2 separate regions of the Mus musculus genome follow, and region 1 is linked to region 2. A link is a contact called in ENCODE Hi-C or POLR2A ChIA-PET data. All regions are on one chromosome and are shown on one strand. Each heading gives the region's core, a stretch centred on a gene start or an enhancer-like site at or near the end of the contact. The rest is flanking DNA. Distances are from core to core; before and after follow the strand shown. Region 1 holds the start of Pam (peptidylglycine alpha-amidating monooxygenase). Region 2 overlaps Pam (peptidylglycine alpha-amidating monooxygenase).

What was found. A loop is a pair of places that touch in the nucleus more often than their neighbours do. ChIA-PET counts read pairs that join two places held with the same protein, here RNA polymerase II (POLR2A).
Region 1: a loop to region 2 is called in a map of heart, with 1.8 times the contacts of the local background. The contact joins the promoter of Pam here to the enhancer-like site in region 2. A Hi-C loop is called at or near these places in 1 of 37 maps with a recorded cell type or tissue (heart). POLR2A ChIA-PET finds 5 or more read pairs at or near these places in 1 of 5 experiments (embryonic stem cell).

The regions. Positions count from the first base shown.
Region 1 is chr1:98,093,771-98,099,554 of GRCm38, reverse strand. Pam (peptidylglycine alpha-amidating monooxygenase) reads left to right here and starts at 3,909. Exons shown (of 26, transcript NM_001357127.1): 1 at 3,909-4,070.
Region 2 is chr1:98,000,877-98,006,552 of GRCm38, reverse strand. The region is part of intron 1 of Pam (peptidylglycine alpha-amidating monooxygenase); the gene reads left to right. Among named protein-coding and RNA genes, the nearest start is that of B230216N24Rik, 44 kb to the left of the region's middle. Within about 2 kb of position 3,485, at least 1 of the 3 ENCODE cell types and tissues checked has a DNase peak (open chromatin) inside an H3K27ac peak, as active enhancers do.

The sequences.
Region 1 (5,784 bases), core at 2,660-5,159, 93 kb before region 2:
CTGGGAAGCTATTAAAATATTCTTCTTTAGAATTTTTTTCAAGTCTATTTTAAAGCGACACAAGAGAAGGTAATACAGGGTATTCAGGAAGGCTCTGTGTACTTAACCTGGCAGAGCTTTCTACAAAATATTTTGTTATTTTATTTATGTGTGCATCCTACAGTGAAAGTGGGAAGGCCCTGGAGTGTATCAGAGCGGGGGGAAAAAAAGCAGAAGCACAGGCAACCCGTTTACATTGCATGGAGGCAGCCTAGCTCAGCTTAACTATGTCTTATTATATTTTTTGATTTGGGGGGGGCTGTTTGATGCATACATTTCATAAATGTCTAATCTCATTTAAATGACCATTTACATCTGTGAAATACACTTTGTGCCCTTGTTCTTCTGCATACTCTTGGAGCCCAGGAGTGTGGTGATTCCTTTGTTTTTTCAAAGGAAATTCGATGTGCACATTCTCCTTACAAGGGTTAGTAGAGTAAGACAGGGAAGCGATCTTAGTGATTCTACTTAATGAGGAAAAAACCCTTCCCCTATGTGTACACTGATGGGAATTGCACAAGTACAGCAGGAAGGGGTTTGCTGTTCCACGCTCAGAGTTTCTTTTCTTAACACCATGAAATTAAGAACGTGCCAGTGTGGAGCTGCATACCCCTGATCTCTTTCAAATAAGCAGTGTAGTATATTATTTCCTTTATGTTCTTTTACAGCTCATGCAGGGAAAGATAATTGAGTCCTTGACAGATGTCTATATTTCAGAGGGAAATTTATTTGTGAAAGAACAAACATGTATTACTTTTAACACAGGGCTATTCATTATGTGGGCCACAAGGTGCCTTTCGATGACTTGTAAATTGAAATTAATATTTTCTCTTGCCGTCCTAAATATGCATAAGCAATTTTGACTGGTTGATGCAACCAACTCAAAGCTCATTCTTGGATTTCCATGTAGCTTTCTGCTCTTGATCAAGACTGGGCACTCTTAGGTCATATGTGAAGTGCAGAATAAGAAAGCATTTATATTTCCTTCTTTTTCCAGAGAAGCTCATGGACCTGCACATTCCGCAGTATTTGCAGAATAAGTACTCTCTACCGCACCCATCCTCGCAAGGAAGTGTCTCTTAGATGTGGCCCAACAGAAGGGAAACAGCAAAGATTCTCCACGAATTCATCTTTACTCATGTGTGCTTAGAATGTCTACCTTTACTTGAGTGTGCTCAGAACGTCTATCTTCCAAACCAAACACGGGTGTTGTACAGATGAGATGCTCCTAACAATTTTGTATGAGGTGGGTCAGCTTGGAGAACTGCGCAAGCAACAATCACATGATGGCAGATTGAGAAAACAATTGGGAGCTTTACAGGGAAATGTGTACCTCCATCTGCTCCACAGCACTGCCTATGAACATGCTGCTCTCCATAAATTATGCCTCACGTTCTTAGCTGTTGGCTGGCTGCACATCTTTTGCACCATGACTACGCATAGCATTATAGAATTAAACTGATAGCATACAGTACCAGAAAGGACCTTAATTTAATGTTATCCCTGTAGGGGATGACTTTTTCAGTGGTAGGAGAAGGCTTTGTTATGGTTTGCTTCTAATTATTGCTGCCTACATACAAATTGGCATGCCCTAAAGCCACAACTCCTGAAGCTCTCTGGCTGCAGGCTTGAGGTGGCTTCCCTAGAGGGCTGATGAGTCTTTTGTCAAATTGACAGCAACTAGAGTCACCTGGGAAGTGGGACCCTCAAATTAGGAATTACCCTCATCAGATTGGCCTCTGGAGTCATTGTCTTGATGTATTCCTGACTGTGGGAAAGCTTGGCCCACCAAGGGTGGTGCCACTCCTAGGCAAATGGCTCCAAACTGACTAAGAAAACAAGCTGAGCAAGCTATTAAAAAAAAAAAATCCAGGAAACAGCATTCCTCTGTGATGGTCTTTGCTTCTGTTCCTGCCTCTAGGTTCTTGGCTGAGCTTCTGCCTAGTCCCTCAGAGATGGACAGTTTCCTGAAAGTGTATGCTGAACAAACCCTTTCCTCCCAAGTTGACTATTGTGTGTGTTTTATCACGGCAACAGAACACCCAAACCAAACTAGGACACCAGAACTGAGTTTGCATTCTGAAACCCTAAACTGTCCACCAGGAGCTTGAGGGTATGAGACAAGAGTATAGTTAGACATTTTAACGATCTCTCTCTCTCTCTCTCTCTCTCTCTCTCTCTCTCTCTCTCTCTCTTTCACACACACACACACACACACACACACACACACACACACACACACACACACCTGTGAACAAGAAATTTTCTTGGGATCAGAAGGTATTGTATTAAAAAAAAAAAAAAGTCCACTACAGCCTGAGAACACTAAATCAAGTTTTCTTCTCTCACAAAAAATTAACCATTTGTTTATTTGTTTGTATTGGAGAAGGCACATATATCTATGAATGTGCATACAGAGAGCACAGAAGAGTGGCTATCTCAATGACACCTTGCTTCAAAAAGGGTTTTAAGAGCTTGTTTCATTTAGACCAGGGTAAAGAAATGACTTAGGAGCAATGCCAAAGATCAGCCCTAGTGTGTGTCGCCCTCATCAGTAAACTGAATCTGTTTCTGACGTCTTTTTATGACATTTAGTTTCTACAAAGAATTTCTTATCTCTACCTGAGAACCTAGGGTCAAAGGCTTTCCCTGGAATTTGGGTTGAGAAATAAAAGCTCAGACTGGCCTGGTCAACCTGATTTATCTCTGGCTCACCACTGCTGCCTGATAAGCTGTGATAGTCACTGAAGTAGTTTCCCTATGGAGAAATGGATTTTCTTTCTGGGAATTCCCCTGTGGCTTGAGAGCATAGCCTCCTTCACCCTAGCTCCCCCTTTCCACTGCATTTTCTTCATCTCATTCCAGGGACTTCTTCCACATCTTCAGTGACCTTCTTCCAATATCCCCCAATCCTGCCAAACAGAACTTCATAGATGGAGGCAGAGAGGAGCTCCTTGAAAAGACCAGCACTTGGTTGCAGAGCCACAGTAGCACAGGGATCTGCTGCGACAATAAGATTAAATAAAAGATATGGTGGAACTCTGGAGAAAGAAGCAGAGGACTTTGCACAGCAAGGGCACCATGAATACTCCAAAAGTCACTACACAAGGGGAGATTTAAATACCTGTTTCTATTAAAAGCTCTTCAATTGTGTGTGTGTGTGCGTGGGGGGGGGGGTGTGCAGATAGTAACGCGCAGTGACCAAACCTCTACCACACAACACTTCTGGCTTTTACTCATCCTGTCCTATTTCTCTTGCTTTAGGGCGATGCCGGGATGGGACTGGTCTGGTTGTCTTGTGTGCCAAAGCTGAGTGCTCCTCAGAAGCAGAAAGGGACAGCAGGTGGAGGTGGGAAGTCAGGAAAGGCAAACCTCTGGTCTTGGGGTTCTGGCCAGGAAACCGCATGCAACCTGTGTGTGGTTCGAATTCAGGGACCTGGCTGCAGGAGGTGACTTCGAATGGAATTACACCTCAGCTAAGGGTTCGAAACCAGCATCTTCTCTCCGGGTGCAGACCACCTGGCAGAGCCCCAGCCCAAAGGGCGCTGAGGAGGAAGGAGGTCCCTCACCCCCTCGGGAAGCAGCCCCCTATCCAACTCAGATCTCGTCCTCTACCTCTTTCCACGCAGCTGGCGCGGTCACCGCGCGGGGCTGGCCAGAAAGGACCCGGGACTCCGCCGCGTCCCAGAGACTATCGGGCCCTGGCCTTCTCCACGCTCCCCAGAGACCTTGGGACAGTGGCCACCCTCCGACCCGCCCGGGACTCCAAGCACCCGCCGCGCGCTCCCCGGGAGCGGGGAAGCCAAAGCCGGGCTCTGAGGGCTGGAGGCGGAGCCGAGGCGGGAGCCGCCCCGGGGGAGGGAGCGGGCGGTCCCGGAGCCCAGCGCGCGGCCCGGGAAGGAAGGAGGCCAGCAGCGGCCGCGGCCGCGTGCTCAGCCTGTCCCCGCCCTGGGACCCGGAGCCTCCAACTAACTCCGCCCGCCGCCCGCGGGCTCCCGCTTCCGTCCCGGGAAGAGCCTGCGGCCGCGCAGGTTAGTGTGGCCGGCGCCGGGCGCGGCGGGGAGAGGGTCGGGCGCGGGGCGGGGCGCGGAAGTTGGGCAGAGGCGGGGCGGGGAGCGGGCTGCTGGTCCCTTGGCTTCCTGGCGCAGGGACCCGGTGGGTTTCCTCCGGCGCGGCCGGGGTCCTGGCATCCGGCGTCCGAGCCTTCCTGGCATTCCCAAGTGCTGGGGTTGTCAGCACCACCGCGTTCTTCACCGGTGCTGTGCCCACTGTGGCACTTTAACTGCGCCCTCGCCTTTCTGGGCGCGTTTGTTCATTCGCCTTGGGTTTTTTGTGCCCCCCTTTTGGACAACTCTAAGTGGCGGTTGCGAAGCCCCGCGGGACCCCGAGTGGATCCTTAGGACTAGTTTGAGCGTTAGTAGGGGCCGCGCAGATTGACAGCTACGGACGTGGAATACCGACTGAGGCGCTTGAAGTGCTGGCAAGTGCCTGGAAGCATGGAAATTCCCCATCCTCATCGCCAGCCCAGCTCTGCTGTCTCCCCGCGGTTTTCTGCCAGCTTTAGAGTGTGTGTAATCCTCCAGGGAAGGGTGATTGCTCTGTCAGGCAGGATGGACAGTACCCACTACTTCCTATATTCACTAAATCTGGTTGGGTCACCTCATCTGTGTGGCCTTGGTACTCTCTTCCATCAGAATCTTTGTTGACCTGGACAAATACGCGTTGTTCTGTTGGCTGCTTAGAGCTTGCTGGGACGATTTTAGAGGGCTGTGTGGTGGTTTTGAGCCAAAGTCTTAGGCTGAAGCTCTGTGCTAGTGGGTCCCTGACCTGAGTTTGGTCCTAAAGCTGAGATTTGGTGACTTAAAGATGAATTTGGCCTGGAGCTCTTTAAGTCTGAGAGGGACAGCACCGCATTTTCTGGAACTGGTTAACAGAGCTGAAACTGTCCTTTATCCAGCAAACCCTATGTCTAAGCTATGGATCTCTGTTCCCATGGTTATAGAAATTCAACTACCATGAAGATCCTACTGGCCCCAGTCTTAGAGACAAGAACTTTTGCTTCAGATGTTTTGTTGTCTCTACAGTCTTGTTTCCATCCTACAAGTAAAATTAATTTGGGGGGGGGGGGACCTTCTTCTTTGTAAAGTGAATTCAGAAACTTAGTTGATAATCACAGACACAAGAGACATCGTTTAATGTCTTCTAACTACCTTATAAGGAAAACCGCCAAGAAAATCAGCTTTATACTCTGTATTAAATGGCTAAGGCCTGTCATTCTTATAGCCTAAATTTAATAGACATTTTCATGAGTCCCTGTATTATGCAATGCAAGTCTGCTGGGTGCTTTATAGAGCAAGACATGGAATATATTTCTTGCCCTTAAGGGCTTTCTAAACTAATTTAGTGACACCTATATCTTTATATGGACATCAAACATATTCTAACAGCAATACGTGGCTTGTAGAAAGTGTCAAGAAAGCTGTATATAAGCCCTTGTAGGTCATAATTTTGTGAGGCTGCCTCACAGAATGGAGTAAATACCAGGTTCACTAAGAATGTACTTTCTAAAACTAATGTCTCAAATGCCCAGGTTTCATCAAATAGACGCACATTTGGAAATAACTATTTTAGAGCAAAAGCAGCCAGTAAGACAGTGGTCCTAATGCCGGGACCCTTTAATATAGTTTCTCACATTGTGGTGACCCCAACCATAGAATTATTTTTTCTTTATAAGTTCATAACTGT
Region 2 (5,676 bases), core at 2,236-4,735:
GACAAAAGACCCAATATGCTCAAATAACTCGCTCATTTCACCAGACACATGAATAATGAAGCGTTGATTCCATCCCAGGACTTTTGTTTTGTTTGTCTTGTACTTCAATACAGGAGCTCACTCCATAGCCCAGGCTGACTTTGGACTTGCAGAGATGATCCTATCTTTTGTTTTGTCTAAAACAAGGGGTTAATACATTGCCTATACTAGATTAAAAAGGGGTTAATACATCGACTATACTAGATTAACAAGGGGTTAATACATCGACTATACTAGATTAACAAGGGGTTAATACATCGACTATACTAGATTAACAAGGGGTTAATACATCGACTATACTAGGTTAACAAGGGGTTAATACATCGCTTATACTAGATTTGAATTACTGGCTAACATAGACTGGTATTGAACTTAATGTCTTCTGGCCTCATTCTCCATAGTACTTGGATTACAGATGTGTGCCATCACATGTGGAAAGAAGTCTAGATTTCAAAGTCTGTGTTTTCAGTGTATACACAAAGGCCCCATTCTTGAATTAAATGGTAATAGTTTTGGCAGGCATGACTTAAAATCTGTTCTGCAGAATCATGAAAAAAAATGAGGATAGACCTTGGTTGTAGTCAAACTCTCCTCAACTTGTGTTCTCCAAAACATCTGGAAATGCCTCATACTTGACGGGCCGTGTTGTGAACCTGACAGAATACAAGCCCCTCAGTCAGTCAGTGATGGTGGGCATGAGGCTTTGCCTTCCTAGTTAGCTTAAATGATGGTATAGCTGAATTTCAGCTCATTATTCAGCAGCCAATTGTAAATAAGCTTTGTGACTTAAATGTGCAGAAGAAACACTAACAAATCTGTGTAGGATGGGCATCAGTGACACTTGAATGGATAGGGAAGGAAGCCATCACTACAACTATGGAAATCTTTAAGAAAGAAGGAATTCTTTTTTAGATTATGTACATTTGTACCATTGAAGAGAAAATAAGGAACAGGCATTTTGAGGATGGATAAAGAATCTCAAGGATTAGAAGCAAATGTCGAACTAACACTGTGTCGTTACTGGAATAACAGCTGTTGGTTTTTACATGTAACGTCCACTCTCGAGACCCCTGTGTAAGAGAAACTACAAATTAATTAGCAAGTTTATTGTGTCTGAAGGCTGGACTCTTGTGAAGTCTAATGGCTCTATTTCTAGCCATCGAAATACTTGAAAATTAGATTTTGCTCTATTATCAAACTAATTGCAACCAGACATTCCATTTCTTTCATTTATTCAGAGGGATACATGATTTCCCTGTCCATTATTGAATAATATGAAAACATTGTGCCAAAGAATCTTAGGGGTACTACTTCCAGCCCTTCTTTAATTATTAATGCTTCCTTTATCAAGCATTGTGAGAGAAGCCATGTTTCTAAAGTAACTAGGACTTGATATGGTTCTATGCTTTGATAAAAATTAATAAATGGGGATTGGAACTGGGGACATGAAGTGTGAAACTGTATTTCAACGTGTTTCAAAGTGTAGGTTTCCTCTGTGATCTATATTTTATCAGCTACTAGCTCACATTTAGTAGTGCACTTGCTCTTGACTCATCAATTTCTTTTGCTGTGATAGCTTCTTTAAATCGTCAGAACCAAAATGTGGAAGAGGAGAGACAACCACTGGCCATATTGCAAGCCTTGCGTCGGGGCGTTTGTGCTGCTATCCGTTACTGGAGCTGAGCTAATGCTGCTTTCCTTTGTCCTCTTTCCTTGGAATAGTTTGCCAGGCTGGGAACAATACTGGTACACCCAGCTGCTCTCAGTAAGCTCACTTTCTCACTGCCATCTTGCTTCCAATCCTGACCCCAGCCCAATTCTAGAAGTATATACCTGTAATTACAAGTATTTAAATGCACGAAAGAACAAGCCAGACCACACTGTGTGGGTCATGCAAATAGTAACAAGGCCTTTGAAGGATTCATGCATGGTGGCACTTGTATGGGACCCTAGCACTTAGAAGAACACTGTAACATCAAAGTCCGTCTGGGCAAAGTAGTGAATTCCAGGACAGTCTGGGCTACACAGTGAGGCACTCTCCTTTAACTAGAATGACAAAAAAACAAAACAAAACAAAAACAAACAAACAAACAAAAAAAAAGAGAGAGTTAGTTTAGCGATGGAGAACAGTTAAGAGCCAAGGCTGCTCACATCTCATTGTTGTCTGTCTTCTAGCTCTCTTCTTTTGCCCCACCTACTTATCTGCTTTGATTGGCAGGAGGGTGTTCTGGTCCCTGGACTGCCTTGTCAATGAGTTGCTGATGCTTTTGCTTGTCTTCTCCCTTAGCAATTTGGCAGTTAAATGAAACTTTTTACATCAACTGACAACTTCTATTGGTTGCTCAGATTCTCAGGTATGTATATGACCAGTTGATTCAAGTGATTCAGTTAGGGCAGGGATCTGAGTTTACCATGATCATACTTTCTAAGACTAAACCCTCGAGATTAGTTCCACGACTCAGATGTGTAATGTCTTTGGTCTTTTTTCTAAGATTTTTATTGAGGTCCTAAAGAACACACTCTGGTTTGTTCTTCATAAGAGGATCTACATTATTCAGATTTAAGAAGTGATATCTTGCTTTATCTGAAGACATTATTCTATAAATTCTGGGCTTATTTGTCATGAAGGTTTCCATATCAAGAAAAATTTCTGGTTTTTAGACACATGAGCTCAATGGAGTTTTACTCCTTGTTTAGTTGGCATAATTATTACTCGTTACAGGTCAGACTGCAATAAATTTAAAATAAAACAATTTTATCATATCTGATCTAAAAAAATTATCTACTTGGATGAGCTAAATATTATAGAATTATATTTATATGAGTGTCTGTCAGCTCTCCTGCACCTTCTGAAGAGCATGCCAGTGAGAATGCTTTAGATAAAAAGGGGACATTTTTCTAGGAAAACTTTTGTAAGTGGAATATTCTAAAGAGACTCAGTTAAAACTGATACAGTCAGAAAATTGTGACATCTTTCTCTTTGAAGATTTAATACATCCCCAACATTTTTCAGTGATATTCTCTATGGAGATTTTATCCTATAAAATACCAGTTCTACATACACAATGAAGAAGAGCATTGTGAAAATTTTATTGAATGTTACCTTTGAGAAATACTGGGTTTGGAGGACGCTGTTCCAAATAGCCTGCAAGAGCTTCTTGAAAAGCCTCTTGCTTCGTGCTGAGATTTGCAGAAAATATGGATTGATTTTCCTCTGTGGGTGTCAGAAGGAGGGCATATGCCTAAAGGGAAAAAAAACTGTAACTGAATTGCCTTCCTTTTCTCTTGCCTTTCTGTAATCCTCTCACCAGAAGTCACGGAATTTAGTAGCACTTCACCTCCCCCACAAGATCTAATGCTGTAATATTCCTTCTGTGGCTATGTTTGGCACTCTTATGAGTTCGCCTACAAAACTGATGCATTAGAGAAGGATGGTGAGACATTGTCATGGCCTAGTATGTGCATCCCAGAGAAGAGAGGAGTAGCCTGCAGCCCCTATCTAAAGGGTTAATATTTAGAGTCAGACAGATCTGGGCTCCTTGCCTGAACATTCTGAGTCAAAAGACTTGGAGCAGGGCCGAGTGCTATTTTAACCAGCTGCTCAGTTTATACTTATCTTTGGGCAAATTTGGGAAATAATGATGAAAGATTTCATTCTCATTTTCTTCATTCACAATGTGGGAAATGTTAAAAAAAAAAGTAAAATTAGATAGTATGAATGACGATATCCCTGAAAAAGTCCCTACATGATGCTTGGAATATGATGTGTACTATGTAAGTGGTAGAGCCCCATCTCGTAACACACTGTGGGAGAAATTGACTAGCCCTTTAAAGAAAGTATAAATGATTTCCTTGAATAGACCAGTGGCAGTAGAGCTTCTACTTGAGGTTAAAGAGGACAACTCTTTCTTCTGGTCTTCCATAAGGGATATCTTACACAACTTGACTTTTCCATTCATTAGTCAATTACCCTGATATATGTCCCACATCCTTATTTGTGTTATCTTTATCAACTGAGCCATATAAATGCATGTGGGTCTGTTATAAAGGGGGAAAGTACCCATCCGTTCACTCATGAATTCCACGTGTGGTGGAGTACCTGCTGTCAGTCCTTTTTCCGGGTGACAGAGGTGTATGGGTGAGGCTGGCAGCAGGAGCAGTGGGAGCAGCAGCAGCAGCAGCAGCAGCAGCAGCAGCAGCAGCAGCAGCAACAGCAGCAGCAGCAGCAACAGCAGCAGCAACAGCAGCAGCAGCACACCACAGTTACTCCATGCTCAGGATGAGCTAGCTGTTTTCATGGAGCAATAAGAGCCCCGCCAACCTTCCTGTCTAACTTACATCTTATGACTACAATAAGTATGGAGTCACTAGGGCTTCAACTATCTTTCTGAAGTCACAGAATCAAGGTTATAGAGTATAGCTAAAAAGGAGTCTCAGTACTTCTGTGAGATACTTTAGTGTTTGCCCAGTTTATGCAGAGTTCGTTGGTTATTTATTCACTATGAGTAAGTTGGTGAATGACAATCAGTACCTGAAACTATGTCTGCATCTCCCCATTAAATCCCTCTTGTTAAGCAGGGCACACATTTTAACAATCTTTGTGGTAGTTGAATTTGTAGTCATTGACCATAGAAAAACAACACATTTTACTGGACTACATATATATATAAAATGTATATGTGTTAAAGGCATGGGCAGATGAAGGACAGGTTTGAGTTATACCACCTTCACTATGTTTTATTGATGTTGAAATTGTTTTGTTAGTAGAAAACAAACTGTTTCCCATTCATTACTTTCTGATCACAGTCTGCCCTCCCTATCTCCTTCCAGATTTCCCCACCTTCCCATACCTCCAACTCCAGGCCTTTTCTCTTTTCTTTCTCTCCCTCTTAAGAAAACAAACAGGCACATAGAAAAGATAAACAAAAACAAAACAAACAGAAAAAGAAAAAAGAGTATGTAAAATGTATACACATATAGACACACACATGTCCATATACACAAAACCCATAAAAACACAAAATCAGAAAACATAACATACAAGCAAAACAGCAGTAACCTTAGAAAAATAAAAGCCCACACAAAGCAATATGAGACAAAAAAAATTCTCCGAAAATATCTTTGAGTATGTTTTATATTGGCCATCTACTGTTGGGCATGCCCTTCAGTGAGATATGCCCTTAGATAAACTAATTTTTCAGTTACAAGTAGTAATCATCTATTGGAAGTTCTTGTCTGTTTCTCCATCTCAGTGCTGGGAGCACATCTGGCTTGAATCCATGCAAGTTCCATGCATACTACTACATTCTCCATGAGTTCATATATGCACCAGTTCTTTTGTATCTGCATGGCCTTGTTTATTTGGTATAGACCATCCCCTCTGGTTCTCACAGTCTTTATGTCTTCTCTTCCACAGTCTCCTGAGTCCTGAGGGGAGAGATTTGATGATGACATCTCATTTAGGACTGAGTGTTCCGAGGCCTCCCACTATATACATTGTCCAGTGTGGGTCTCTGTGTTCGTTCCCATCTATAGGAAGAAGCTCTCTTATGATGGCTGAGCAAGACAGTGATTTTTGTTGTTAGGAGTAATTTTACTCCTACGCTCCTTTAGCAGAACAATAATATTTAAGTTTCC